Regions from separate parts of the Homo sapiens genome. Here region 1 is linked to region 2. Evidence: chromatin loops called from intact Hi-C (ENCODE). Cell type or tissue: CD4-positive, alpha-beta T cell. All regions are shown on one strand. Links, peaks and the distances in the headings refer to the core of each region. The heading gives the core; the rest is flanking DNA.

Region 1 (15,651 bases), core at 7,767-10,266, 170 kb after region 2:
ATGCAGTCTCCCTTCATCTGCTCAATCGTACCCATGGTACAAAAGTAGTTTAGGGGAACCACGAACCTTCCTGTATCAAAACTTCCCATAAGGTAGTCAGCAGCCCATGAAACCTCTTTCCAGCTTCACCTAGCTAACTCATATGCTCCCTCTTATGCCCTCAGCTTTAAGGTCACCCTCTCAAGTAAATCTTCCCTGACAAAAGCACCCAGGTATTGCACTACTGCATTCTAGACTGGGTGCTAAAGTGAGACCACATCTCCGACCCCCCCACACAAAAAAAACACCCAGGTTAGGTAAGAGTTTTGCGTGTAAACATTTTCACTGTGTCATTAATTCCCCCTTTATAAGATTAATTACACTTTTAATGAATTAAGTAATAGCTTACTTAAAGTGTACCTTCCTGCTAGGATGTAAACCAGGTTAAGACAAGGAAGAACTGCCACAGTGTTCTCAGACAGATTCCCAGGGCAAGCCATAATAGAATCAGATATCTGCACCGAAGAGGAATAAAAGTAAAAGGGATCAAACCTTAACACCACCCCCCTCAAGCAGGTACATGACACTTCCAATCCCACCTGCTATTTCGTCCTTTTGTCCAGGTGTGCATCAAGTTCTCTAAGAGGAAGACAAAGAAACATCTATCAAAATATTTCTCCTAGACCTCTTGAAGCTTGTAGGGAGAGTAAAAGAATAATACAGCCAAGAACAACAACCAAGATGAAGCATAAATTTATTCGGTGGGTTTAATTCAGCTCACCTTTGGCTTAGCAAACCCAACAAAATCGTGATCGAGATGGAACAACAAAAGCATTTCAAGTTAGGGGGTTCACCATCGGTCTTTATCTGTAAAGGAGTAGAAACTATGAGAAAAGAAAACAGAACAGGGACTAAAACAGCATTTGTAAAAATCAAAACAAAGATTCTGAACTCTGAGCTACAATGCACATATTGTCAAACAAAATCCCACACAAATTCCATCCATTTGTTCACTGGAAAGGACTGGAAAATTCACTTGATCTTTAGCAAAAATAAATCACAGTGTGGTAATGCCACACCAAATATTCTTACCTTTCCTTCTCAAAACTTCAGTGAATACAATCATATTTCATAAATAAATGAATAAAATAGGATTGTAAGCCACAGTACTTCACATCAGCTATGTTAAAATAAGTGGCAATTGATTTGGAGTATTCTTTTAAGATTTGGACTATTAATGAAAAAAATTATTTCTTTTTTCATACACTACAGCAAGTTATAAAAGTGTTCACAAATTCTCTACCTTGTGCATCCACACCCTGACACTGTGACAACGCAACTATTCTCACCAAGAGATGGAGTTTACTTCTCCATCCCTTGAATCTTGATGGATTAGCAAGACTGATATAAACAGAATACTGAAAAGTACTTGGGGCTTTCCTTCTTACCACTATTAGAACCTTGAGACCACCACCAAGTGAAGAAGCTTGAGCTAGCCAGCGGGACAATGCAACATACATGGCTCAGTCACCCTGGCCAACAGCCAGACCATTCTCCACCCCAAAACCTGCTGCTGCCATCTCTGGGGTGCTTTCCAAATCTTTGTCGGTTTCATGTGTTTATGCCCACTCTTTCTTAAGCTCCTTTCAATTACTCTTTTCCATACCCCATCTCTTTCCTCACTTCACTGCTAATTCAGGCACAGACCCACTAACTTCACTATGAAAACAGTGCCAAGGGCACAGGCCTTTCTCTATTTACAGAAAATGTAAATGAACCAAAATGTACTCTCCTTTATTTCTTTAAAGGACAGCTATAAATATTGCCAAATAATCACAAAAGTTACTTTACGCCAGACATTAGACTGTTTACAAATCCCAACAGCCAGGACACACATAATTTGATGATAAGTTCTAAAATATATAAATTATACCTTCGAATAATTATGGTTCCAGGGTAAGCAATTAGAAAGGTTCCTAAGTGGAGATAATCAGATGATTTAAAGACTGAAACCACAGAGACAGACAGAATGATATTAAATATGAATCACATGTGAAAGGGAACACACCCAATTTTATGTTAAGGTGAAACCAGCAGTTTGCTTCTTTTATTAGTAACGTGGATCGATGTTTTCTCAGAATAACTCGTTGTCTTTTTTGCTTGAAATTTTTGATCTTGTCCTGAAGACTAGCTGCTGCTAAAACAATGCTAACCTAAAGATATAGGAGTCTCTTTGACAAAATGACCTTCATGTTAAGGGGAAATGCTGTTTATCTACTCAGACATGCATCTGTGATGTTCATAGCCTTGTTTCAGTTATAATAGTTGTCTTGTTTTTTTCTTAATTGATTTTGTTAATAATACCTTAACACAGGGTAGGGAAAGGTGGCACAGTGTATTGCATTATATACATTTATCATTGATTTACCTAATGTTACATTGTAGATTAAACACTATTAAGTGTTAATACTTGAAAAGGAGCACTTATTATACCATAAGTCTTAGGAAATAATGTTTGTAATAAACTTAACTATGTTACATATCAGCAGGCAAAAATATAGAACGTTACATAGTGTTACATGATGTGATTATAGTTCCTGCTTTAAAAAAAAAATTTCTAAAAGTCACCCCCAACCCAAAATATCCACTGGGTCCCCCCTCCTTACTGCTAGGTCTATTCTCCTCTGCATGGAGGTTTTTCAGGCATTGATTCATCCTGAAAATATTTATTGAGTACCAGGCCTAAGATGTCAGGCACCGTGAGAGATCTCAGAAACCACTCTGACTCCATGCTCCATCTGGGCCATACCTAGCCTACCTCATGTCCTACTGTACACCTGAAATCCAATCTGGTTACAGCCTCTCTCAGAGTCTCAGTGGCCAAGGACCAGTTTGCTGTCGTTCTTATACTAATGTTCCAATCTGTTGCAGAATGATACTTTTATAAAACAAGAAACTAATTTCTAGAAAAATTAAATAACAAAGATAAGCTATAAACCTGAAGTTTTCATTACTATAGTTGATAAAATTACTCAGTAAAGTCGCTATAAAAGTTTCTAAATGATTACCCTCAATGGCAGTACTTACACTGGTAACACAGTTAAGTTCATGGACCACACTTTGAGTAGCCCTGCTGCAGACACACTTCTGAGTCTTCACTTTAAAGGTTCTTCTCCACTAAAATCCCCTCCATATTGTCCATACTTCCTATCCAAGTTCTATTTATTCTTCACAACTCAGCCTCAAATCCACACTGCACTCAACTAAGCCTACCCAGTTGTTCTTAATTGGAGGTGATTTTGCCCTCCTGGGGGACATTTGGCAATGTCTGAAGACATTTTTGGTGGTCACAGCTGAGGGAATTTGGGAGAAGGATACTACTGGCACCTATAAGTAGAAGCCAGGGATGCTGCTAACACATCCTAAAATGCACAGAACAGCCCTCACAATAATGAGTTATCTAGCCCAAAATGCCAGCAGTGCCAAGGCTGGGAAACCCTGATTTATCTAACCACTGCCCTCCAGAATCATCTCCTTCACCAAACTCCCATTTATACCCACGGTCACCACAAACTAGCATGTAATAATATACAGCCTTGCACTGTTTAATAACAGTTGCATGTGTCTGTGCCTCTTTCCCTGACAACCATCAACCTCTCTGGAGGATGAAGACAATGTGCACATCACATCTGCACCCCCATGGGTCTCAGTCAGGTAGCTTCAGAGGGGCTGCTTATACCCAGCAGCTGATTTATTCCCGTTTGATGTAATGCAAGTGGCTCTAACTACTTTCTCCATCAACATGTGTATAACAAACTACTTTTAGTCTGCATTAAAAAAAGAAACCTTAATACTTAGTGATGTAAAGCCTTAATAAAACGTTAGCAGAACCATGGAATGAAAGATGAGGGTGGTTGGATTTTACTGTTTTTACATTTCCTGTCAAGATTGTATGTTTATTTTCTAAAGAAAAAAGTCAGCCAAGCATAAAATATGAATTTACGGTGCCACTATTTGATGAGATTCTCTCTGAAAATTATATACAACTCTTCATACACGTGCCTCCTGTTAATTAGAGGATACTTTGTAGAAGACCAGTTACAGCAAAAATTGCTGTAACAGTCAAAATCCTCCACAGTAAGAAGGAAATCCTGCTGAGGATAGTATTTTCTATAGACAAGAATTGCAGGACTCCAGCCAAAGGCCATGTCCTTATCAATGTGCGTAGATGCCACTCTGCAACACAATGTGTTTTGTAATATGTTGTTCTCATTTCTGTATCAGTCAGTCCTCAATTGTGTGAAAAGTTATCCTAACAGATTATATAAAAACGACTTCTATTTACATTTGAAAAATAATAAAGAACAGGATGATTTCCAGAATTACATTTTAATAGTTATATAATTATATGTTTACATAATTATTTATATATTTATACATTATTTATATATTACTTATATATTTTTATATAATTATTTATCCTTATATAATTAGTTCACATTTCCATAGTAGGCATAAATTGATATACTTAAGGGAAAGTCTGGATGCCCTCACCTGCTGATAATTTGGATATTTGTCTTTCAAATCCCACATTGAAATTTGATTGTCAATGTTGGAAGTGGGGTTTGGCAGGAAGTTTTTGAGTCATGGGGGCAGATCCCTCAAGGATGTCTTGATGCCAATCTGACCACAGTGCATGAGTTCTCACTCTTGTCTCCCCCTTGAGAACTGACTGTTAAAAAGAGCCTGACACCTTCCTCCCTTCTCTCTCTCATGTCCTTCCTCTCTCCATGTGATGCCTGGCATGAATAGATGCTTTCTGAAACCCTCACCAGAAGCAGATGCTGGTGCCATGTTTCTTGTACAACCTGCAGAACTGTGAGACAAATAAATCTCTTTTCTTTATAAATTACCCAGCTTCAGGTATTCCTTTATAGCAACCAAATGGACTAAGACACCTGCATTCTATGGACTCACCTTCTGTCTTGAGTTGGTCATCTCATCGGTACTTTCCTCCCTCCTTGGGCTACTGAGTAATGTTAGCTTCCCTGTCTACTGAAAACTCCAACTATCTAACTTTGGCTGGAGATTCAATGCTATTTCTGTCCTACATAACTGCCACTGGGAACTTTTGTATCTTTCTGAAATCTCTACAGGCACTTGCCCTTCCCTCAGATGATCCTAATTCCTGCATTCCAAATAGAAGAATGTCCAACTTGGAGTGTGCCTGCAAATTCTGGTCTCTCCACCTCAAATTTCTCTATATCTTCAGCCATATAATTCTCCATTCCATCTTGACTCCAAAGAAAAAGTGAAGAAATTAACAAAGGAGAATTAGGGTAACTGTGTGTGTGTGTGTGTGTGTGTGTGTGTGTGAGAGAGAGAGAGAGAGAGTACATAAGAACTAGCATTAAAAATAACAAAACAAAACCCTTTAAAAAGGTCAAGAGGTTCACTCAGACGTTTACAAGGACTTTCATTGTGCTAGACACTTCCCGAGGAACTAGAGAAACACAGGTGACAAAACAAAGCCTCTAATTTGATGCAGTGCAAAGTCTAAAGGGAAGAAACAGAGCTTGCTTACAAGTAACTTCAATTTGAAATTGGCATTAACAGAGGCATGCCTATAGAGCCAGGGCAATCAAAGGGAAAAGTGCATGGGGGCTAAAATGCTATACCTATGTGTAGACAAAGAAGAGAAGCACAGCAGCAGAAACATAAAAAGGAGAAACACAAAAAGAACAGCTCCTAGGATGATGGGAAAAGAAAGTCTGTAAGTATTATAATGAAAGGTAAAAAGAAGAGATGATGAAAGGCAAAAAAAGGTGCTACAAATGTGGGGGCCAGAGGTAGGAGCAAATAACCTACTTTCTCCTGGAATTGGAAATTAAGGTTTTCTGTATACTTGAAGCTCACCCTGCCAAACACAAATTTATTATTATATTTTATTTTAAACTACTTCTATTTAGAAATCTTTCTAAAATATACCACATATGTTTCTGCATTGTAAAGCCAAGACATCAAACCAAAATATGCCAAACCTGATTTAATCTGTTCTAGACTAAGAATCTTCATGATTATCCATTTTTGTACTTTGATGTGGTGTGCTGACATTCCCAGAGTCCATTCAAATGTAAGTCTGCTGTTTCACTCTATGCCAAACACAGTCTAAAACTATGCTTCTGGAATTCTCCAATTCTGCCTTAAGAAGGGAGCTGTCACTTCTCAGAGCTTCCCATTATGACTTCCCTCACTTGGGCTTTGAGGACTTTCTGCCTGTTTCATTAACAGTCCTCTGGGTGAGGTGGTCCTACAGGGTGGCCCTCTGCCATGAAGAATGTAGAATGAAGAGCTAATCACCTCTCAGTGGCTTTTCTGCTTCCTTCCAGGTCTCCTGCTTCATTCTACATGGTTCTAGAATTCTGATATCGAATAGAATTCTACAATAAAGTTATCTTTAATAACACAGATTCTTCCTGCCACTTATTTAAGAGCAGTAAAATAAATCTTGTCCCTCACAGCCTTTATGTTTTCCAAAGTAGACTTCTAGCTACACTCTAATCCCGTTCCTCTTTGACATGGTCATAAACTCTTGATTAGCTTTATTCTGATATGGAAAATACAGAAACAGTGTTTCTTTTGCATTCATTCAATAAAATACTATGTGCCAAGTGCTCTAAAAGGAAACGTGGGGGAATTAAAAGATAAACAGAACAGGTCCCTAACCGTGAAGAACTAAGAACTCAAAGAACCTTGACTGCATTGAGGCCAGGAGAAGACATTCCACAATCTACAGCATGGAGGGAGGTGGAAGAAAAAATCTCTCAGTTTGGAGGGCAAAGGTGGAAGGGAGGGGAAAGAATAACCTTCATCAGGAAATAGCAATGCCACTGGCTTTGAAGAAATGAGGCAATCTTACTAGACACAATGCAAAGTGAGCACAATAAGGCAAAGGAAATAGCATGAGAAAGGGATGGGAAATTGAGAGAAAAAGCAAAAAGAAGCCATATATATATATTATATATATAATATATATAAGTCAAATATTTATATATATATTATATATAATATATGTCAAATATATATATATATATATATATATATATGCCAAAAGAATAGAGAGAGAAAATGTTGCAAAGGTAGGTCAGAATCAGATCACATAGGGCCCAAAATGCCAGACCAAAAAGGCCTTGAAGCTGTAAGCTCTGAAAGGTCAGTGAAGTTTTTCTAGGTTTCTGAACCTAACACACAAGATTTAATCTTGTTAACAAGATGATTTTTTTCCCTTTAATGGAAAAAGAACTCAAAGGTGAATTATTAATCATTTCATTTGTGTTAATTATCTCTCAGAACCAAGCTCACTATTAAAACACTGCTGTGGAATTAACTACAGGGTAGCCACTTGTCTTGCTCTCACACTACAGGAAATACATACAAATGGAAAAAAGGGGTCATTAAGTCTAAAACAAAGGGCAGCGTGGATATACAAATCAAATTTATGTATTTGACAAAAAAGAACAGGGAAAGCAACATCTGTTCCAATTCACAATAAATACAAAATATTTAGGTCTTTTAACTTTCCACTGGCGTCTTTTAAATAAGTAAAATTTTTTAGAATCTTAAAAACAGCCACTTTCCCAATTCAAGATTTGCTATTTTTCTATCTAGCACTGATGACTTTCTTTGCCTTCATCCAACTAGATATACCTGCCTTCCTGACTTACCTATAGGATGAGTACATTTAGGATTATATTCCATATGAGCCTGTGTTGTACCAATTTTCTATGATCATCTTTGCTCCCCAAGATTAAGAGTTGTTTGGGGGGAAGGATCATGCCATATACTCATTCTGCATCCTGAACATGGCTGAACACTGGACAATAGAAGATATTCATAAATACATAGGAGTTGATTAACCCATTAATTTCCAAAATATATATTCCCTAAAGACTCAATTCTGTTATTCATATGGTCTGCGCAAGGAATAGAAGAAAAATCTGAAATTCAGAGCTAGAAGAGATTTTAAAAAAAAAGATACCCACAACCACTTCTTTAAAAAAAAACAACATTATTAGTCATTAGGAAAATGCAAATCAAAACCACACTGAGATACCACTGCATTCTCTAAAAGTGCTACAATGAAAAAGACAAATAATCACAAATGTAGGAGAGGATCCAGAGAAACTGGAACCTGCATACATTGCTAGTGGGAATGTAAAATGAAATGGCCACTTTGGAAAACAGTTTGGCAGTTCCTCAAAAACACAAAATACAGCATTATCATACAAACCACCAATTCCACCCCTAGGTATATGCCCAAGAGAACTGAAAACATACGTTCATACGAAAACTTATACGCAAACGTTCAGAGCGGCATTATTCATCATAGCCAAAAAGTAGAAGCAACCCAAATATCCATCAACTGATAAATGGATAAACAAACTCTGGTACATTCATACCACAGAGTATTATTCAGCCATAAAAAGAAATGAAGTGCTAATACATTCTACAACATGAATGAACCTTAAAAACATTATGCCAAGTGAAAGAAGCCAGACATCAAAGGTTTCATTTATGATTCTATTTACATGAAATGTCCAGAAGAGGCAAATCCATTGAGTCAGAAAGCAGATTAGTGCTTGCCAGGAGCTAGAGGGAGGTGAGAATGGGGAGTGACTACTAATAGGCATGAATATGGGTGATAAAATATTCTGGAATTAGATTATTGTACAACATAGTAAACATACACACACACAAAAACACATTGGGACATACAATTTTTAAAAGTTAATTTTATGGCATGTGAATTATATCTCAATTATGAAACAACAGCAACAACACAACAAAAAACCTGAAGCCCAGAGAAGCCAAGTTTCTTGTCCAAAGACATAAAGCTGATTAAATGGCAACGCCAGAACCAGATTCCAAGTCTCCCAACTTCCAATGCAGTATGCTAGCTCCATAATACACTGCTCTAGAAGTATTAGGACAATGGATCCTGAGCTTGGAAGCAATGTAGACTTGAACTAGTCATTTAACAGGTCATACCTTATCAGAAGAGGAAGATGAATTAAACGATCTCTTCAGTTCCTTCCAGTTTTAAAGCAGTCTGAGTCCTCTCAGATTGAGACCATTTCCTCTCTGATACTGTAGAGTGGTGGTTCTCAACCAGGGGCGATTTTGCCCCCTAGGGGACATTTGAGAATGTCTGGAGACATTTTTGGTAGTTGCAACCAGGAGGAAGGGTGCTACTAGCACCCAGTGGGTAGAAATAAGGCAAACTGCTTTATATCTACGATATATAAGACAAGCCCCAACAACAAAGAGTTGTCCAGCACAAAATGTCAATAATGCCACTGATGACAAACCCTGGTTTAGGGTATGATCAACTATTTTCAAGCTTTTCAAGGCAGTTCTACCCTAGAGTTAATAACCTCAGAGTAGCAGTTTTGAGATTACAGAGTGACTAGAGGCTGACACCATGCTAGCACCAAGCACATAGCAAATAGACAGGTACTTTTTAACCCCACAGTAGTCAACCTCTCCAAAGAATCAAATATTCAAATGCCAACAGAAGTCAGACAGTTAATAATGTGAAATAATGAAGCCAGCAAACAACTAATAACCATTTAAAACTATTATTTCCTTCCTTTAACACACACACACAAACTTGCTGGCTCCCATTCTTCTTGAAACATATATATAGCCTTCTCGATATAATCTTATGGTTTCCCACTTTTGATAGACATAGATGCCAAGAAATACTTTCTATTATAAGATAAAAGAATATACAAGCTCAGTAACAAATGGCTCAGAGTTGGGAAAATGGTGAGAATGATGAGGGGCTGTGTAGACACCAAGGATACAGGCCCTAAGGCAAGGGGGCATCACTACTCAGTTCCAGTGGATCCATGCCAAGATGCCATGATACCACAATGGAGTGAGGTGCCAGGATCAAGTAATCTTCAGATGTCTTAAGAAGAATGGGAAATCCAGGTTATGTTTGTGTCTAAGAAAGGTAACTCCCAGTATTTAAAATATTTGCTCAAAAGAATTTAAAATGGTATATTAACTCGAAAGAGGGTGTTTCAGACTTGCAACCAGATTGTGACTTCCAGCCTACACTAACCTTAATAAACAATGACAGTTTGGGGTATTCCTAAGGCTATGTTCCATTTAACTCAGGACCTATTTTTTTTTTTTTTTTGAGACGGACTCTCACTCTGTCTGGAGTGCAGTGGTGCAATCTCAGCTCACTGCAACCTACTCCATCTCCTGGGTTCAAGCAATTCTCCTACCTCAGCCTCCTGAGTAGCTGGGATTACAGGCGACTGCCAGCACACCCAGCTAATTTTTGCATTTTTAGTAGAGACAGGGTTTCACCACTTTGGCCAGGCTGGTCTCCAACTCCTGACCTCTGGTGATCCGCCCATCTCGGCCTCCCAAAGTGCTGGGATTACAGGGGTGAGCCACCGCGCCCGGCCAACTCAGGACCTATTATCTGATTATTTGAACATTATTTTTTCCTTAATTAAATCTTTATAGCTCATTTAAAGTTGAAAAAAATCAGAAAATTATTGCCAACTTCAATTTAAATGACACTCAATAATAATAATGGCTGCAATTTCATTAAGCTTCAACAACTTTACAAGTAGATTTTCTGAGATCCAGAGAAGTAAAAAGGCATGTTCAGCCACCTTGCCCATTAGAGTATCAGATCCATAATTCAAATCCAGGTCTTCCTGCCCCTGGAGTCTACATTCTTTCTACTCATCACTGCCCTTGTATCACACAAATTTCTTCTATCTACCAAGCTTATGAGGCTCTCTCAATAATTTACATATAAATAATCTAATATTAGAGAGATGGTTGACAATAAACAAAGCACAATGATCTTGGAGCAATTAAACTGGACAGATGAAGAGTGTAAACAGCAGCTTCATTGACCACTCCTGCAGGCCTCCTCCCTACCAGTGTGTGTTGACTGAATCTTTCCCTTTACAGATGGAGGCTGTCTACACTCCCCCAGACCCTCAATTCCCTCCCTTCCACCAACAAACCCAACTCTGGCCTCCTCCTTTCTACTCCCTCTCTTGCATTCAACTCCCTCAGTAGGCTGCAATATATTGATAAACTCCTTCCACTCACAAGAACACCTTTGTGCAGAGCATACAACAGGGCATAATCAGCATAGAGAACATTTCTCCTAGTAACCTAGGGTTCAAGATGTAAAGGATGAGGGCGCACACCTCCACAGCAACCATTTGTCCCCATGGATCTGTTGCCCAAAAGGCCCCAATATATTAAATATCTCTGCCTATGACCCCATCTCTGGGTTACAGCCATCCTGGCCAACCTTTCTTTCCCCGTATTACCTATTGCCCTCCCATCGAATCTTACTCCTTCCAGTTCAACCCATCAAGTTGGTTTTATTCAACTTTATCACACACAGCAAGAGAATCACATTCGAAGGAAATCATACATTTAGTTTCAGGACATCCAACAAAACATTAAACAGTCTCTTCGGAGCACTGCCTATTCTCATTTCCTTTAACTTCTGAAGTCTTCCTCTGGGACATATCTATAGGAGGAAGACGGTACAGATCTGGCTATCTCAACCTTTTGGGTTCTATGACAAGGCAAGTTGTTTAAAGTTTGGGTTTCTTACTCTTCTGTGAGGGGGCAGGGTAATTATGAATAGCTACTATACCAAGTTACTTTAAGGAGTACAAATAACAAATGCAAGCCCCCTAGTACTGCCTGCACATGTGAATGGTACTCATTATTATTATCACGAAATATTAGTTTTCAATTTTAAATCATACTCCTTTTAGCTTCCATCAGTCTCTGAAGAAGCAAAGCCATTGCTATCACATGATCTAAGGACATCATGCCTACAATTATCAGCTCAGCAGCTGAGTGGAGACCTCTGGAACCACTCCTCAGGAGTCCTGCACAATTCCCTCTCTTTATTACAGCTTGAGCTCAGACACTGTTATTCTAGCATGCTTGTTGCGATAGCACAACCCAGGTTCTCACCAGTCTCTTGGTCAGGGGCTCTTCTGGTGAGCAATGTGGGGCAATATAAAAAGTACCAGGCACAAAATCAGAAGAAAAGGGTTTGAATCTAGGTTTTACCGCTGAGCTGAATAATCCTAGACATGCTACTTAATTACCCTGTGTCTCAACACTCTCATCTGTAAAATGAGTATAAGAAATCATAGTTTGTAGGACAATTGTAAAGATGAAATGACATAAAGTAAATATTGTACCACATTGCTGGACACAGATAAAGAGTAATTGTTCAGCTGCCCTTTCAGTGTTCCAAAGCTCAGCACAATGGGTCCCCTCTTCCAGGTGTCTTTTTCCTTCTCCTGTCTCCCACATTTTTCCACAAAGCCCCTTACTGCTTTTACCATCATCTACCTGCCCATCTGCCAGCCCAACTTATGTTTCACAGGTATTCAAAATTCACAGTGTTCAGATTCACAGTCAGGATTCTAGGAAATTCCATTCATCTTCATTAAACACAGAAATCCTGGCCCTTCACTGTCCCCAACCCCCACCAAATTTGGGGTGACAGACAAGGCATGATGTTTGCAGAGGATATCCATCAATTCAACTTGGTGTTTCATATTCCTTTTCCCGGTTACTCACAGACTCAACATATTCTGTATCAGTTACAAGAATCTGAAAGACAGAGTCTAAATACATGAAGTTTAAGGCAGGGATGGCAAATACGTGGCATAAGTCCTGATCCTCTCTCTGGTACCAGAGCAGGCATCAACAATCAATCACACTGTTTTCCTGCTGATCCCAATCAAGGCTCCAAAACCCCTCTCCCGGCTCTCCAGGCAGCTACTATCCAACAGTCAGAGTTGTCATTTGGGATGAAATCTATACATTATTCAGCAATCCTTAGATCAAGCCAGGGCTCTAAAAAAAACATACACAGTATATTTGGTGTCCCTTAGATGCCAAAATCCTTGGATGCTCAAGTCCCTTATATCAAGTCGTATAGTATTTGCATATAACCTATGTAAAACATGGTATAATTTAAATCATCTGTAGATTATTTATAATATCTAATACAACGTAAATGCTATGTAAATAGCTGTAATACTATATTATTTAGGGAATGAAGACTAGAAAAAGTCTGTACATGTTCAGTACAGATGCAACTGTCCACTTTTTTTCTGATTATTTTTGATCCACAGGTAGGTGAATCCACAAATATGGAACCCACAGATACCAAGGGCTGACTGTATTATGTATAGCAAAGAATAGTGACTATGTGCATAGTAGTAAGCACTTTATAGGGAGTGAAAATATGATCTGAATGGGTCGTGCACAACATGCCATGTACCTATAAAATATCCAAACATTACAGCAGAACTCTAACTAATGGTATGTTTGGTGAATGGCCTGCTCAAATTATAATGTTCTTATACATTTAAGTGGAAAACCCTTTACACTTAAATTTACTAAAATCTCTCCTAAAATTATACCTGTATGCGTTCTCAGCCTAGTAAGTAGTATGTACTGTATATAATTTTTGGACTGTTAAGGAACTTACACAGTTCAAGGTCATTGTGATTTTTTTTTACTGTTATTACTACTACTACTACTGAAGATGATTATGATACAGAAAAAGTAGGTAACATGCACTGAGTTCTCAGTATGTCATGGCACTCAGCTAAATGCCTAATGCAAAATCATTCATTTCATTCAAAGCTCATAAGAGCTTTTCTATGCATAAAATACCATTCCTATCCCACTTACACAAATGAAGAGGCTAAGGTTACTTGTCTAAGGTCATGCCTTTCATCAGTGGCAGAGCTAGGATTTGGACTCAGCCCCCGCCTTAACCATAACACTGTTCTCTAATGATAGATTGCCATAGCCAGGACAGAGAGGTAGGTGCATGGGTTGAATATAAACTGACTCCAGAATTAAAGAAATCAGCGCATACTCAACCCAAACATTTATTTTGGCTAGTAAGCAGTTTGTTTCTCATAAAAGAACAGTGAAATCTAAACTCCCATCAATGAAGGGCCCAGGCTTATAAAGGTGGCCAATTCCCATTTGAAGAAACCACGCTAATGAACATAATTATTAAAAGAGAACCAGTGAAAGATAAGCAGAGACTGTGATTTAAAACAAACCACACACACACACACACACACACACACACACACACACACACACACAAAAGGGTGAGAGAACCACTGAGCTTTAATACACATGGGAATGTCATGAATGAAGAAGACCACACTCCCACGTCTTGTGGAACATGCAGAAGGAAAACAAGCTAACTCAAAAGCTATGCTTATTGCTCTTTGGGTTTTTTGTTTTGCTTTGTTTTGTTTTTAATATTAGATCAGTATGTAGCAATAGCTGCTGACTTTAACTATATTTGCATTTACCAAATACCACTGAACTGACCTGTCAATCAAGTCACCTAATTGTATGTCTCTTACTCTCAGTCCTCCACTCTCAAAGCCACTAGACTGAAGATGACAAAAAGTCATTTCATATTTGGGCCATGACCCAGTAGGAAATGGCAAACACATCCTAAATTAGTTAGAACCCCCTGCCCTCAGTCGCACCCAACGTTCCCTGTCTGCTCCAAGAGCTGAGAAGCAATGCTGGCAGAGGGCCCACCAAGACCCCACAGCAAAGCAGACACACCCTGCCGGATACCTTCCACTTCAGGGGTCAGCTCCAGGAAACAACCCCTTGGAGTTCTGCCAAATACTCAACCAGCTCAAAAGAGTAGATCCCCTTGGGAATAAGCTGTCAATAGTAACAAAGGTGACCAACAAAATTGTTCCCAAATTGTCCCAGAGGCTGTGCCAGCCTAAAAGTGCCTAAGTTTGTAGGGAGGTGGGGCCCCATCTGCCTGGATGCTGGCATCTGAGTTCAGCTTTCCATTCCACTGCAAAGCTGTCATGAACCAGAAGGGAAACATTCAATTAAGTGCTTTTCCAAGCTTTATTTCTGTTTTAGAGTTAGAAAATAAACCAATCAAATATAAAAGAGATAGCAATACTAACCCTTTAAATTACCACAGTCCACTGTGAAACTAGCCAGTGCTGACAGATGAAGTCAGATAAGCCTATTAAGAGAGGGAGACAGAAGGGAAACTGCACTGCCTTAAATTGGGTTGTGCAGTTTCTAGCTGGTACAGGCTTCCAACCTCCAGCTCCTCCCCTCCTGCCCTACTCCTCCAAGCCACCCCAGTGCCCCCCAAAAACTAACACATGGCACATATTCATCACTATCTAAAAATGCTAAACAGAAAGGCTCATTGATATGTTCTTAAGCTAAAACTAGAAGGAGGACCCTCAAAAGACAACTGTATATAACCTGAAGTAGAAGAGTCCCCACAAAAGTTAACAAGCACTTGCCATTTCACAGAAGAAAGAAAATGTTCACTAAATTTTTAAGGCTAACCTCTTTTTTTGCATCACGGATAAACAGTATAAAATAAAATCAATCACAGAAAAAAATGAATACAGGAATGTGGCTTAAATAGAACTTAAATCTCTAACTAACTCTCCAGCTAAAATAATACCCATTTAAAGGAATTCCTGCTGAAAAACTCCTGAAGCCTAAAAGGGTCTCCTGAGTTTAGAGCTTGGAGGGTGATTTTTTTAAAAACTGACATTT
Region 2 (15,651 bases), core at 4,621-7,120:
TGTCTTTTCATAAGGAAGAGAATCTGCCATTTGAAGGTTCTCAGGTACATTTCTGCCTTCATTAGGATGGAGACCTCTGTCACTTTGATACAGGTGTCTTCCTTTGGGAAATTCAGTGGAGTGGTGTCCCTTTGATAATATAAACACAGTTAATTCTTGTTACTTGTGGTAGCTATGTTTTCTGAAGTCACCACAAATACTGAATTACCAAATACCGAACCATTGCTTCTAGGAGAAATACAGGATTAGATCCCTGAGAGTCTGGTCAAAACATTTTTGCAAAGTGACCAATACATGCTGTTCTTTTATGTGTGTTTCTGTTTAAAGACAACTTATTTAATATATATTGATTCAGTAACATTGAACTCATAGCCAATAACTCTATGACTCATGCCTGAAGTTTATCCAACATTTTTTTCTCCATAAGCTACATCATAGTCTTCTTGTGCTTAGCAATGCTAGACAGAACTTCATCACTGTGTTTGAGGGGCATTATAAACAGCAAAATCACCAAGAAAAGGCACAAAAATGAAAAAATGTGACACCAAATAGGATGCAAAAAGGACACTTATTTTCAGTATAAGAACTGAGACAAGAAGGCACAGTACTGCCTTGTTTGTTCTCAGCTGAAACATGTGACTCACGTGTTTGCTGCTCTGGGCATATCTGTGAATGACTGAGAAAGGTCCAGGAGTACTGATTTTGGGGTTACAAATAAATGTTATCCAGTAGAAAATTCACAAATATGAAATCTGGGAACAATGAGGATTGACTGTATTAGGAAAGAAGGTTCCCACTGACATACGGAAAGGGTTCGGTAAACTCCTCTGCGGTCTTACCCTTTAAATCTGCCTTTTCTAGTACTTCTTGGGATGCAGATCTAGTAATTAGAAAATTTGTGCATATTTACAAATTTCTTTGGCACAAAGAATTTTCTGGGCATAAAAGGATGGAGAAGTCCTTATTCTTTCCTTATTGTGGTGGAATATTATTCAACTTTATCTTATGGATGGCTAATGATTCCAATTGAGCTTCTCTGGCGGGAAATTTGAGTGGGGCTCCTGAAGAATTCATCATAGGGTTTTCTGAACTACTAATCTGTGCTCAATAGGGAACTCCTTGTTTGACATGGAAGAGGAGTCAGTTTTGAATAGAGTAGCTGAGTCTGGCCTTGTAACTGCAGAACCAGCTTAAACCTATGAACCATTGTTTAAGTTGTTACAGGTGGCACAGAGCCAAGACTGAAAGTCATGTAGCCCTGGCATGTGGAATGAGAGACAGCTTTAACCTTCTAGTTGTTAACACCACCAGCATGGCAGATTAGCTATACTGGAATCATCTGGGACTAGTTAGAGACGCTATAAAAGCTTACCCCACCTCCAGAGCGGGAGAAAGATTTGGGTTTTGGCTCTTGTCTCCTTGCCAGTCAACTTGCAATACAACTTTTTTTTTCTTTTTCCAAAAGCCAGTGCCATATTATTGGCTTCTATGTGTCGGCCAGTGAGGCCATTGCTCGGTGACAGCCTTTCTGATCTAGCCACCATAGTGTGGAGGCATCCATTGAGAATGATGACCATGTGAATGTAAACAAACTATGAGCCATAGCTGTGGCACCCAAGGTCATGGCATGATTTTTTCTGGAGTATAGCATTTAAGGGATGGGATTGTTCTTCCTAAATTAGCTATTATAATCTTTGAAGCCTTAAAAGCACCAGACTTCACTGAAGTCTCCTGGTATCCTTCTTGAATCACTGGCCAAGATTTCCTGCTTCTGCCCAAACAGATTTTGAGTACTCCTGAGGCTTGGTGCTGGTAACATCCATGATAATTGTTGCAGATTTATTTTCTCTTTTGGGAGGTGGGAGTTGTTTTCAGCAGAATCCATCAATTTTCTTAGATTTTTGTGTGATCTTACCTCCCCTTTCTCTGCTCAAACTTTAATTGTTTGAATGCCTGGAACATAACCTCGGGTCCATGTCTTCATGATTTCTTTCTCCCCAGTGATTCGGATCTAGGACTCTCAACTAGATCTAAACGGACTGATCTCTTCTCTTGTGTTCCCATCTCCACATAAAACTGCTTACTGTGCATCTTGGCTTAAATAAGGTATTTAAAACCAAAACTATCCAAATAAAACCTTATTTCTACAGTCTCCACTCACTCTTGTTTCTTTCCCTGTGTTTCTTATCTTAGTAAAAGGCATCACCATTCATCCAACTGCTCAAAACCAGAAAAATTGGGAGTTATCCTTGTTTCCTTTCTTTACTTCATGCATTGTTTCCAAATCCTCAGTAAGTTCTGTCATCCTGTGAAATGCGCCCAGAAGTATCCATTTCTCTGTATCCCCACTGCTAGTATCTTTTTTTTTTTGAGACAGAGTCTCGCTGTGTCGCCCAGGCTGGAGGGCAGCGGCCCCATCTCTGCTCACTGCAAGCTCCGCCTCCCAGGTTCACGCCATTCTCCTGCCTCAGCCTCCCCAGTAGCTGGGACTACAGGCGCCCGCCACTGCGCCAGGCTCATTTTTTTTTTTTTTTTTTTTTTTGTATTTTTAGTAGAGACGGGGTTTCACCGTGTTAGCCAGGATGGCCTCGATCTCCTGACCTCGTGATCCACCCGCCTCGGCCTCCCAAAGTGCTGGGATTGCAGGCCAGAGTCACCGCGCCCGGCCCCCACTGCTAGTATCTTAATCCCAACCGCCATGATTTCTTGCCAGGATGATCTCAATTGCCTCCTACTGGCTATTCTGCTTTCACTCCCTTGTGACTCCTTCTACCAGGTACACAAAAATGATTTTTAAAATGTTGGGTCATATTACTCCTGTTTCACTCTCCCCCTTTTTTTAAGAGACGGGTGTCTCACTCTGTCACCCTGGCTGGAGTGCAGTGGTGCAATTACAGCCTTAAACTCCTGGGCTCAAGGGATCCTTCCACCTCAGCCTTTTGAATAGTTGAGAGCACAGGCATGTGCTACCATGCCCTACTTTTTTTTTTTTTTTTTTTTTTTTTTTTTTTTTTGGTAGAGACAGGGTCTCCCTATGTTGCCCAGGCTGGCCTTGAACCCCTGGCCTCAAGCAATTCTCCTGCCTTGGCCTTCCAAAGTGCTGGAATTATAAGCATAAGCCATGGTCCCGGCTTTGGTTAAACTCTTCTAATGGATCAAATAAATTATTTAAATATTGCTTTCTCAGCAAGGCATTTTCTCATCACCTTTTCTAATGTTGTATGCCCCCTTCAGCACTGTTTATCACACTATCACTTTATCCTCTTTATCAACTCACTTCCATCAGTATGATCTTGTGTATTCTTGTTTATTTGTATATTGACTATTTCCTCCACTACAACATAAATGTAGCGTGCGTGCCTTTTTTTGTTCAGTAGAATATCACAATGCCTTAGCATAAGTCTGAGAAGGTAGTCGCTTTTAAACAGACAATTGCGAATTGGTGAAAGAAAATCTTTTAAGGAGTCTAATACACAGAAAAAGAGCTCAGAGCAAAGCTGTTCTGGTTTTATGGGAAGAACGGAGGGAACGGTTAGTTGTAATGGTAGACAGACCCTCACTCGAACCTTTCTTCTGGTTCCTCCTGAGGCTTCTCAGAGAACAACTTGAAAATCTGGAGCACTGTAGGGAGGGGAGAAGCCAGCAAGACAGAGCTGCCTTGGTCAATAATCTTTAAAATAGTTTTAAAACATCACTGCGATAAATCTGTTGTATTGGTCAGGGGTCTCTAGAGGGACAGAACTAATGGAATAGAGATATATACAAAGGAGAGTTTATTAAGTGTTAACTCACATGATCACAAGGTCCCACCATAGGCCATCTGCAGGCTGAGGAGCAAGGATAGCCAGTCCGATTTCTAAAACTGAAGAACTTGGAGTCTGATGTGCAAGGGCAGGAAGCAGCCACCACAAGAGAAAGATGTAGGCTGCGAGGCTAGGCCAGTCTCTCTTCAAATTTTTCTGTCTTCTTATACTTTAGCTGAGCTGGCAGCTGATTAGATTGTGCTCACCCAGATTAAGGGTGGGTCTGCCTTTCCCAGCCCACTGACTGGAATATTAATCTCCTGTGGCAGCACCCTCACAGACACACCCAGGAGCAATACTTTGTATCCCTCAATCCAATCAAGTTGACACTTAGTATTAACCATCACATTAGTAAAAATAGTAGCCAGGGTCTATTCATGGTTTTATACATTACTTGCAAAATGCCTTTCATTGACACGGAAGCCTCAAATAGTAACAAGCAAACAACTAAAAACTTCCTTTGCTGAGCCGAAACATCTTTGGTAAATAGTTTTGTGATAGGTATTTGAATGTTGCTTGGGAGGGCTATCAGCCAGGCCACTAGCAAACAAATCCTCAAGCCAACTAGGAAAGTCTCTAAAAGTGGGTAGGCAATAACATTGGGAAAACAAACTGTAAGCGTGGTACTGTTTTCTGGCATCAAGTTATTGGTTTTGTCACTGAAATAGTAAACAATTCACTTCCCAAGAAGTTGTCTGGTTTAGAAAATTGCATGTAATAAATTTCTTATTCTGAACATTAAGAAAGCAATAAATAATTTTAAGAAATTATTTTTTCCCATTATCCAAAAATATATAACAAATATTTTCTTTAAAAATATTGATTTGTAGGGCTACCTTTCCCAAAATATTCATACGTCTTGACCTTGCCTGGAATAAATGCATGATATTCTCAAGGGAATACATCTCATTTGACAAAGCCCACCACACTCCTCCAACCATAATGACGTGAATCCTGGACAGATGGCTAGACTCTCTCACAAGCCCCAAAGCTCTATTGAATTCTTGCCTTAATGAAAGAATAATTGCTTTAGACTGTAAACTTCCTGATTGCTCTAGTGGAGATGATACTTAGGATGAGAAATCAAATATTTTTCAAGGCATTTGATTTTTTTATATAGAACCAAATTTTAATTATTTAAAAATTATATTTAAATATTTTGAAATAATGTTTTCACTTAAGTATTACAACTCCAAGAATAGGACAACAGGTTTTGGAAAACAGACCTATGCCTTGTAAGCATAGGCACAATGCAAATGTTGATTTGTTGACAGCTGAAAGTAGGAAAAAAGAAGGAACCGAAAAAGGACCAATCCTTGGTATTAGTCAGGACTTTTTAGTACAAATTCAGAAACCTCATATCACACTAACATTTATTATTATAAAGGCATTTATTGGCTCATAACTGAAACACCCAGCAGTACACATGGCTTCAAACACAACTGGAATTGGGGGCACAAGGGATGTCACCAGGTTCAGTTTCTCTCTATCTCAGCTTTTCTTGCTCTATGGTGACTTGATTCCCAGCTCCGCTTTGCAGAGCTTAGACAGCTTCCAGGCTCACACTGTTTTTACCATTATCTGTGTGAGTGGAAAATAGTACCTGCCTCTTCCTGGACTGTATTAGTGAAAGTGTCAGTGGGTCTTACTGGCTTTCTCTGAGCCAGTCACTGCAGCCTGAGGAATATCACAGATCAGAAAGGACTGCTAAGATCTAGGAGAGTCCAACCATATGTAGGTCAAAGTTACAGGACAGGGACTAAGGTCCAGGGAAGAAGATCCAGTTCCTGCCCCACTGATAGAGGCAGCCTGAATTTGGGCAAGTTTCTTCATCTCTCTCAGCTTCATTTCTTCTTGGATAAAAATTCCTAGTTTATAATGTTTAGAGGATTAAATGAAATAAATAAAGCACCTAACAGAATAGTAGACTCTCAATACATTTTAAAGATGATTTAATTTTTATTCTATTTCTTTTCTGGCCTTTGAGTCCAGTCACTGCATAAGCATCAATGACCACTGTCGCCACTAGGTGGCAATCATGTGATGGAAGGTAATGGCCTGACTTTCTGGCCAGTGAAAAATTAAGAATTGGCTGAAACCTGACAATTGGCAGTGAGAGGAAAGCGTGGGGGACTGTGAGTCCAATTCCTGCTGCACTGAAACCACGCTGTGTGACCTTCATCAAGGTCTGAATTGATCTATAGCCTGGATTTCCTCAAGTAAAACTTGGAGGCCAATTCAGTCTTCATTTGTCTATAAAATCTTTTGAATCTGTAAAAAGAGAGTCTTATAGAGTAATAACTGTGACTGTAATCTCAAAAGCCAAAAACTGTTCAACAGTCTTGATTGTTAATATATAGCTTAAAAATATGATTGTATGAAGCATAATCCATTCATTTATTGCTAAGTTTTAGCTACCCCAGGGATCCAAAAAGAGTTCATGCAATTTTGTAAGGTGACTAATGGGCTCGCAGAGATGCTGTCAAGTTATACACAGCCCAGAAAATCATCCTCTGAGGCATGCAAGTCAGAAAACTCACTATTAAAAAAAGTCACACTGAGCAGCTTCAAAAGTATTTTTCCGCCATGTAATTATGTTTTAATGCTAGGTTCTTAAAATCACTTGGAAAAGAAGAAGCAGCTTAAAAAATTTCAGGTCTGAAATGTGTTAGAAGTATCTGGAGCAGCAGGAGGATGAATCAGGAAGTGACATTTAATTGGGTTTAAGAACAAAAATGATGACTCTCCACTTTTGCATGAATCAAGCCTTTATAACAAAGTTGAAATAAGATGATGTGATAAAAATTAGCATTTATCTGATATAATAGATTGGGGGGATATTGTATTTTCTTAATATGAAATTCTTTAGTATAAGGAAGTTATGTGCTGGTTCCATCTTGATTAGTATAAAAATCCTTGTAAAAGGAGAACCAATTGAAATTCCAGGGGTGTCCACACGTTTCTTCATTCCATGGAGATGTGGAACAGCCTAGTCTAAATACTTGACCTTTATTTCTCAGCATGCTTTTTTTTTAGGATAAAGCCTCCTGAATTCTTAAACCTGGAAGGTAGGGGCGAGGATTTGTTGGTGGCGTGTGGATCAAATGAGTTCAGGTTTTCTTTATCCTTTATAAATCTCAACTTTGCTTTACACAGTGCCTTATCAGAGGGGAGAGATCATTAAGGTATATATGTGGGGTTTTTTTATTTGTTATTTTTTTGCTGCTATAGAGGTATCTGAGAGAATGAGGACTGTTTTGCTTTTACCTCTCTATTTTTCCCTTCTCTATTTAAAGGAGGTAGCCAGAACCGTTGCCCTCTGGGTGGTTTGTTGTGAGGTCAGAGCAGAAAGCCCTGACCTTTAAGATTCCTTTAAGGCTTAAGATGCAGCATGCTGCCTGTGCCCCCAGTTTCTGATTCAGCAAGTCTGGGATGGAGTTCAAGAATCAAGAATTGGCCTATATATATAAACTTTAAGTTCTGGGATACATGTGCAGAACGTGCAGGTTTGTTACATAGGTATACACATGCCATGGTGGTTTGCTGCACCCATCAACCGTCATCTACATTAGGTATTTCTCCTTCTAACTGTAACTACGGGACCCACGTGCTGAGAACCACTGCATTAAGGTAACTGCTCCTCCTGGCCACCTGGAAACCTACCTCCCTTGCCTGAAACCTGAGCTCACTGAGAGGGCTGGCACGGGCGGGAATGGGTCAATGAGTTTGTCCAGGGAACATGGAAGCTTTTGAAATGGGAGGAAGGGACATTCCCAAAGCCCCTTTCTTGGCACTGCCCCCAGTCAAGCTGCTACTCAGGTGAGAATGCTGTTTGAAGGGAAGCAGCTTGGTGCAGAACCAGGAGAGCCAGCCGCCTCAGTTAGAGCCTCGGAATGAAGATTCAGAGCACTCTGGACCCACTGAGAGACTTGCTCATTTTCTGGGCACCAAATAATCCTCCCAATTTTTAGGTAAACCCAGGGAGGAGGGGAGGAAACAAATAATGAAGATTGAATTTCTTGCAATTCAGTGACATAGGGGATGGCAGCCATATTGAATTTGATTTGAAGAAAATAGGTATTTCCTGCCTACCCAACTTTTAGTAGATGCCACATCAACTACATGAATTTCTGGATTAAAACATACAATCTACATATATTAATATTTGTGGCCTTAATACAAGTTCTACCCTTGCCGTGGCTCTGTGTTCACTTGGCAGGGAGGGGCAGAGCTTATAAACTGAGCTGTGCAAATCTCACCCTTGTTCAACCATGTCTTGCTGAGCAGGCACATGGGGGCTGAAACCTAATCAGGCTGAGAGAAAAGGGTGACGTTTGCTAATTTTCTAATGTACCCACATAACTCCTGCATAATCTGACATCATATGAATATATCACACTTAAGGCATTTTCTCATTGACTTCTACGTGGTTTCTACTTTTCATTGCTATAACAAATATCCTAATACGTTTCTCCTGCACTTGTGGGTTTTTTTGAATTAGATACCTGAAATTTTGACTTGATTTTTTTTTTTCTTACAGAAATTCTGTCAATGGGACATGCATGTGAGTTTAGAAGCAATTCTTTCTTTAATATGCAGAGGCTTCTGGGAGTGCTCAGGCCATCAACCAAAGGTGTTCATTAGCCCATACAAGCTGCTTTCCTCAATTTCTAGATGAGATGTACTGTTATGAGAAAATGGAAGAAAAATTACAGGAGAACAAATAGGGAATTGCTAAGATATGTACATCTGTAGTGAGGAGAGGAGTTGGGGGCTTGGGGGCAGGGGTGAAATGCCTAGCGACTTAAATGACATAAGGCACTGATTTCTTGAGTGTTGAGTAAAGGGATGTTAGAAGATAGAAAATTGCCAAGGATTAGTTTGTAACTCAAAATTATAGCTCAGTCCAATCCCATTTCCCACTAAGAGGGGGAAACATCTTTGTCTCCCTCTTCTTTCCCCTCTCCCACAGGAGTAGCTGACTCCTCCCTGTTCCAGGACCCAGGGCTCAGGCTGACTTGTGTTAAGCTTCCATCTGGGTTAAACAGATTTCAGGAAGATCACGTGGAAAATTAAATGCCACCGCAGCATTGTTTCTATAGGAAATGAGTTTCTCTTTGCAAACAATTATTTGCTTTCGGTACACAACCACTTATCATAAGGAGGGAGCCTGTCTGTGCTTATAAAGCTTAAATTTGAAGGACTCCAGTTATCTTAATTTAAAATTAAAATAGCCTAATTTGAGAAGAAACCATGTTCTTAAATTTCCAATAGATGTTCCAATATGTATTTACTGCAATTTCTATGTTGGGGTGGTTTGTTGTCATTTTAAAAGTGAGGCTGGAACACTATAATATGTCCTGTCTTCTTTTTGCCTGTTAAACAAGGCGAGCTAGGGCAGCTTCTCAAAAGGCTCAAGAGGCACAGTCAGTGATCTCAGGCCACCCTGGATGGCGGGAGGCCACGAGAGGGGGCTTGCACCACCAGCTGCAGGGAATTGTTAAATTCCTGACCTAGTTTTTGAAACTATTCAAGGAGAAAGCAGGGACACAAATACTAGCTCTAGCCTCGTTCAATGAGACCACGTTCCTGTTTTCATTTCACTTTAGCCGCATTTGTTCGAGCAGCAGGTGAAGCGCCTTTCAAAAGACTGTCATCTCCAAGGGAAGTCATCTGTTTTACATTAATTGTCCATTAGTCTCCAAGCCTCGATCCATTAAAGTCCTCAGCCACTCATTACGTATATTGTGCAGGAGTCCTGCTGTCAGCTTTTCAATGCAGAGCTGTTTTTCTGCATCTGACTTAATTGCTCTAAGTGCCTGTTCCTTTGAGAGAGCCTAGAGTGTACCAATTAATGCTAACTTTTTCCTTGCTAGGTTGAACACATAAGCCATGGTGAGGCCAGTTCAGCTGCTATTTACTCGAATTTATTAGAGACCCTTCTGCCTTAAGCTCACACAGTGGGTAGTTTACATCAGTACTGCCCTGTTTGCCTGATGACTCCTGGATATGTTTTGAATGGACTTAATTTTCTATAGTGAAAATGCTCCATAAATTTACAATCTATCCATGTTATTTTGAAGAGGGGTTTAAATTCCATTTGCTCCTGATTAGTTTAAACATGTAATTTTTAAATGCATGTGGCATTCTAAACAACAGCTTGGATGAAATTGACTTTGTTGATGGAAAAATTAAGCTTTCATCCTTTCAAATGACAGCTCGAGGGGTGGCCGTACAATAATTTAATTACCGTAGCTTCCTTAATTACAGCCGACTCACCTACCTTTAGCTCCATTACCGTTTTCCTTAATAAACACGAATAAATGGACGAAAAACAAAAATTAAGAAAACCAATCTTAGAGTAGCTTTTATAAAATTTTGATAGGCATAGAGGCAAATACAAATATGTGAGACTCAGAGAAACATATTAACCCCTTCAACTCTAAAAGAACTAGAAAAACCACAATTTTGTTTTTTTCTTTTTAAAATTGTACCATAGTCCCACTTATTAATACTAAATTTTATATTTTATTAATATTCAAAATATCCAATCAATATAAATTCCTGTCAAGATGGTAATATATCTATAAATTCAGATTCTGAGTAATGACCTGATATTAATTGAATTTATTGCAGGTTTTTAAATCTTTACTACAGTTTAATTCCATCCTATAACTAAGTTTGTTAACAAATGGCCCTGTTAATATATAATTAAGTACCTGTGTATTGATTTGCTTAATTACATCTAAACAATACCAAAAAATAAAAACCACACAGATGCACCCAGACTGATTTAAATTGCAGGATATCATGAAAATTAAAGACAGACTTCTGTGTCTTATTTCCTGAGGATTGTTGGGGAAATATGCACTTTTGGCATAAGCAAACTACTTAGAACAAAAATAGCAACCATTCTGGGAAACATTTACATTAGGTGAAATCTGTCTCTGAGGCTGTCTGCCTTCCACCCAAGAGCTCCCTGACATGGCAGCGTCCCCTCTCCTCTCTATTCTCTCACCTTCCTCAGCTGGAGGCCAGTCGTGTATCTCATGTCACATGGCCCTGGTTAGTAACAAGGCATTATTAGCAAAGACAGCTATTTAGAGGTAGGGTTTTGAACTCTCTGAGGATTATCATTTTCTTCATCTTCACTATCTTCATCCTCATCTTCAATCAACAGTTTTGAGAGCAGACTGTGTACAGAGCACAGAGAGCCACTGAAGTTGTTCCCCTCTCCCCAAAATAGTAACCTTTATCATCTAGATGAATGAGCTCCTCTGATAAATTCTACAAGTATTGTTTCTGCTTCATGGGCATTGAGAGTGGCCTCCTCCATCTTTACAGAAGGAAATTATCACCTCCAAGTTAGACTAGTTTATTCCTAGAAAATTCCTTCAATACCCCCTCATCTGTAGGATATTCATTTAAAAATCCTATCAGCTTTTTTTCTCAACAGTTTTCAGGAAGAGAGCTTTGGAAAATACTAAAATATCAGTCTAACAAATTCAAAGACATATATTAGGGCCTTTAAAACCTCATACACTTCCCCTTGGCCTCCCGGATAATGCTCCTTAATCCTAATTAGCTTTTACAGCATGATTAGTGTTTGCCAATGATGATTAGAGGTGCCAAATTCACCAAACCAATTAGTAGCAGAATTGTAGGATCCTGGTGCGGCTTTATTTTGATTCTGATTCACCTTTTACATCATCTTTGTCGTTGCCTCATTTGTCCAAGGTAGCAATGCTTCTATATTTCTGTGTTCTCATTTTGACTGTAGTGTTTTGATTGAGAGTCTGGAATGTTGTTCACACAAGGGGAATCTTGCCCAAAAGAATATTACTTCTAAGGTCTTCACTCAGGAGTTTAGTCATGTACTTGTGCTGCCTTTGTATTAAAACTCTTTGTATTAAAACCCTTCTGATTATGGTTGAATCTGTTCCCCACCTCTGACAGATACACCATAGGGTGACCCCTAATGAGTCATGCTCTTAATCCCCTTGCCATGAATGTGGGTGGAAATCATAACTTGCTTTTAACCATAAGATACAACAAAAGTAAGGAAATACCACTCCTGTAATTATATTTATGGCAAAGTCGAAGGGACTTTTTTCAGGTATAATTAAGATCCCTAATCAAGTGACTTTTAGTTAAACAAAAGAGCATTTACCCTCAGTGGGCCTGGCCAAATCAGTGAGCTTTTTAAAAGAGGGTCCAGGCCCTCCCTGAAGTTCGAGACCTGAAGCAGTAAAGACTCTTATTTCTGTTGCTGGCTTTGAAGAAGCAAGCTGCCATTAATTCTACAGTCATAAAGACATGAATTCTGCCAACAACCTGCAGGAGCTTAGAAGCAGATCCTAGCATTTCCATTGCATCCTCCAGATGAGAATGCAATCCACCTTGATTTCAGCCCTGTGAGACCCTGAGCAGAGAACCCAGTTATGACATGCCCAGATTCCTGACCCACAAAAACTGTGAGATAACAAATGGGTATGGTTTTTAGGCCATCAAATGTGTGATTATTTATTATGCAGCAATAGGAAATTGATGCACCACTCTTGCAATAAAGATACTTTGTTTTATTATCCAGTATCCCATATATCGTTTTTAAATAAGTAGATCATTATACATGAACTCCACACAAGGGCTTCTTATACTTTGTTGTTAGAAAACTTACCCAAGTCACATCTCAGGCTCTAGAGATGACTTACCATCTAACCCTTATGTTTCCTATCGACTTTACTGTTAGATAAACTAGAAGATTTGGTGCCCAGCATGAAGAATAGTTCCTTTCAAGTACCTGTATGTCCTGAATGTATTCCTTCCAGTGGGTTCTTGGTCTCGCTGACTTCAAGAATGAAGCCTTGGACCCTCGTGGTGAGTGTTACAGTTCTTAAAGATGGTGTATCTGGAGTTTGTTCCTTCAGATGTTCAGATGTGTCCAGAGTTTCTCCATTCCAGTGGGTTCGTGGTCTCGCTGACTTCAGGAGTGAAATCGCAGACCTTTGCAGTGAGTGTTATAGCTCTTAAAGGTAGTGCAGACCCAAAGAGTGAGCAGCAGCAAGATTTATTGGAAAGAGCAAAAGAACAAAGCCTCCACAGCATGGAAGGGGACCGGAGCGGGTTACCTCTGCTGGCTTGGGTGGCCAGCTTTTATTCCCTTATTTGGCCCCGCCCATGTCCTGCTGATTGGTCCATTTTACAGGGTGCCGATTGGTCCATTTTGCAGAGTGCTGATTGGTCCATTTTACAAAGTGCTGACTGGTGCATTTACAATCCTTTAGCTAGACATGGAGTGCTGATTGGTGCGTTTTTACAGAGTGCTGATTGGTGTATTTACAATCCTTTAGCTAGATAGAGAGCACTGATTGGTGTATTTACAATCTTTTAGCTAGATACAGAGCACTGATTGGTGCATTTTTACAGAGTGCTGATTGGTGCATTTACAATCCTCTAGATAGAAAAGTTCTCCAAGTCCCCATTCGACCCAGGAAGTCCAGCTGGCTTCACCTCTCACCTGGACACATCTGTCCTTTGGCTACCTTTACATCAGTGGTTCTTTCACATTTTGGTCTCAGGGTTTCTTTACATCAAAAATAATTGAGGACCCAAAGAAACTGTGTTTATTTGAGTAATGTTTATCATCTACTACATTAGAAATTAAAATGGGATGAATTTTAAATCATGAGAATGCACAGGCACACATTCCGTTAGCAGTCAATAACATCATCACTCAGCATGGGAAAACCCACGGGTTGCTTGTGAAAGAGTGAAAGGAAAACACGAGGTAACATCATAGTATTATTACAAATTGACCTTGCAGATCTGAAGGGTCTTGGGAACCCCTGGAAATCACACTTTGAGACCACATCTTGAAAACCATTGCTTTATGTTTTTAGCATTTTTTGTTTTATATTGCATTAAATTTTATTAAGCCAACTTACATAAGTTTATAAAATATGAGGTAAACTTTTTTTAAAAAATGAAAAAGGCAAAATACTAGCTATGTAATTGTGCTGTTTATTCCCCACCTGCCCCACAGATATGTGCTCACCCTTCTCTGCTCAGCTCTGTGCCTGGGAGGCTGACCTCTACAAACTGCATCACCAGGCTTCCGCCCTCTGGCTTCCAGATGGATTTGGCCAATGGGCAGCACCAGTGGGAAAGGAGAGGACAGGAGGAGAGACAGGCTGAGGTCATGTATTTATCCCCCTCTTCCCTACCCCATGACAGTTCTGACAGGCAGCCCCTCCGTTTCTCCAGCTCTCAGCTGAGCTCCAGTAACAAGCTTCCTTCTCTTTCCCCTTTAGGGTTGGGGTGGCAAGAGCCACCACCTGGGTGTCTCACTATATCTTGTTGGCTTCCCTAATCCTGCCTACATTAATCATTTTTTTTAAATTTCAAACTCTCTTGATGCTTCCATTTGTTTCCCGAGGAATCCTGGCTAATGGAGCAAGCTTGGACACATTCCTTCATTTCACAGGTCCTCAGTTTATTTAGCTGTAAAATGAAGGGCCTGAGCAGCCTTTCCCAAAGTGGATTCTGCACATCAGTCTCACCATATTCCATTTTGTATTCTGTGGTCAAATATGTTTGGGGAACACTGAATATAATGTCCCCTTTTGGAGAGCCACAATTTGTGGCACCGTGTCAACAACTCTGAGAGGTCCTGAAGTAGATACACCTGTTTTACCCTGTTTAGTTCAGCATTTCCCAAATATAGTTAACAATGGAACCACTGTTTTTTGCTTGTTTGCTTTTGCAGAAAACCCTAATAACATAGAGAAAACACCAGATCAAGTTGGGCCATGTATGGCATTGTCTTATTCTGTGGAAAGGTATTCATTGCATATTTTTGAATATTTTCTGTTGGCCCCTCAATCCTGAAGTCTAAAATTTCCCACCCATGTGGCTCAGCTTGCTCTAGGCACAATAATGGAATTCTATTTCTGTGACCTCAATACAATGTTGAGCTTCTCTTCTGACCATGACTTTGTCGTGGTAAAGAAGTATCCCTCTAATTAAGATCAGGATTGAAAATAGAATTCCAGGAATAGTTGAATACACAATACACATTTACATACAGCACAATTGCATCCAAGCCCCGTGGAGTGTGGTGGTGCAAAGTAAGGTGTGAATCCCACTGAAACTTTCTGAAAGTGTGTGGTTGTCATGAACAACACTGACAAATCTGAGGCCCTCCTTGCTTCCTGTTACAATAAGTAACTACCTTTTCTTCTTTTTCTTTTGGAGACAGATTGGAGTGCAGTGGCATGATCTCAGCTCACCGTAGCCTTGACCTCCCAGGCTCAAGAGATCCTCTCACCTCAGCCTCCTGAGTAGCTGGGACTACAGGCACATACCAAATGCCCAGAAAATTTTTTTCTTGTGAGGGCTGGTGGGTAGAGCCTGGGTCTCTCACTATATTGCCTGGGCTGGTCTTGAACTCCTGGGCTCAAATAATCCTCCTGCCTTGGCCTTCCAAAATGCTGAGATTATAGACGTGAGCCACTGTGCGCAGCCAGTAACTACCATTTTGATCAGATCATTTCTAGAGAAATATATATCCCCTCCTGATTTTCTATTGTCAAAGCCCCAGTATCAGGCACTCATCTCTTTCCAATGTGGCACAAAGCAGGGGGCTTACCCCACTTCCAGGGCTGAATCCTGGCTGAACTAAGCCCATTTGTATGACCCCATTCTCTTTCCAATAATAGGTTTAGGAGTGGGCTTGTGACTCATTTCTAGCCAGTGGGACATGCAAGAGAGGTGGAATGCTGGGAGTTTAGAGGGAGAGTTTTCTCTGTTTCTGAAAATACAAACACCAGAAACCATGCTCCCTTTTTGG

Evidence for each region. Peaks named below come from ENCODE experiments on the same cell type or tissue, not always from the same donor. Only the 100,000 strongest peaks of a DNase experiment are listed, where the experiment ranks them.
Region 1: a loop joins it to region 2, with 2.1 times the contacts of the local background. A loop is called at or near these places in 3 of 110 quality-filtered maps.

Annotation. Positions count from the first base shown.
Region 1 is chr6:79,639,690-79,655,340 of GRCh38, reverse strand. The region is part of intron 1 of SH3BGRL2 (SH3 domain binding glutamate rich protein like 2); the gene reads right to left. Among named protein-coding and RNA genes, the nearest start is that of SH3BGRL2, 16 kb to the right of the region's middle. In CD4-positive, alpha-beta T cell, for the core only: CTCF peaks have their summits at 8,953 and 9,169 (motif pointing left); a DNase peak (open chromatin) is centred at 9,150.
Region 2 is chr6:79,804,243-79,819,893 of GRCh38, reverse strand. It overlaps LINC01621 (long intergenic non-protein coding RNA 1621), which reads left to right and starts at 7,648. Exons shown (of 5, transcript NR_131786.1): 1 at 7,648-7,774; 2 at 8,344-8,367; 3 at 12,553-12,680; 4 at 13,846-13,998. RefSeq lists an enhancer at 12,223-13,422. In CD4-positive, alpha-beta T cell, for the core only: CTCF peaks have their summits at 5,634 and 5,835 (motif pointing right); a DNase peak (open chromatin) is centred at 5,853.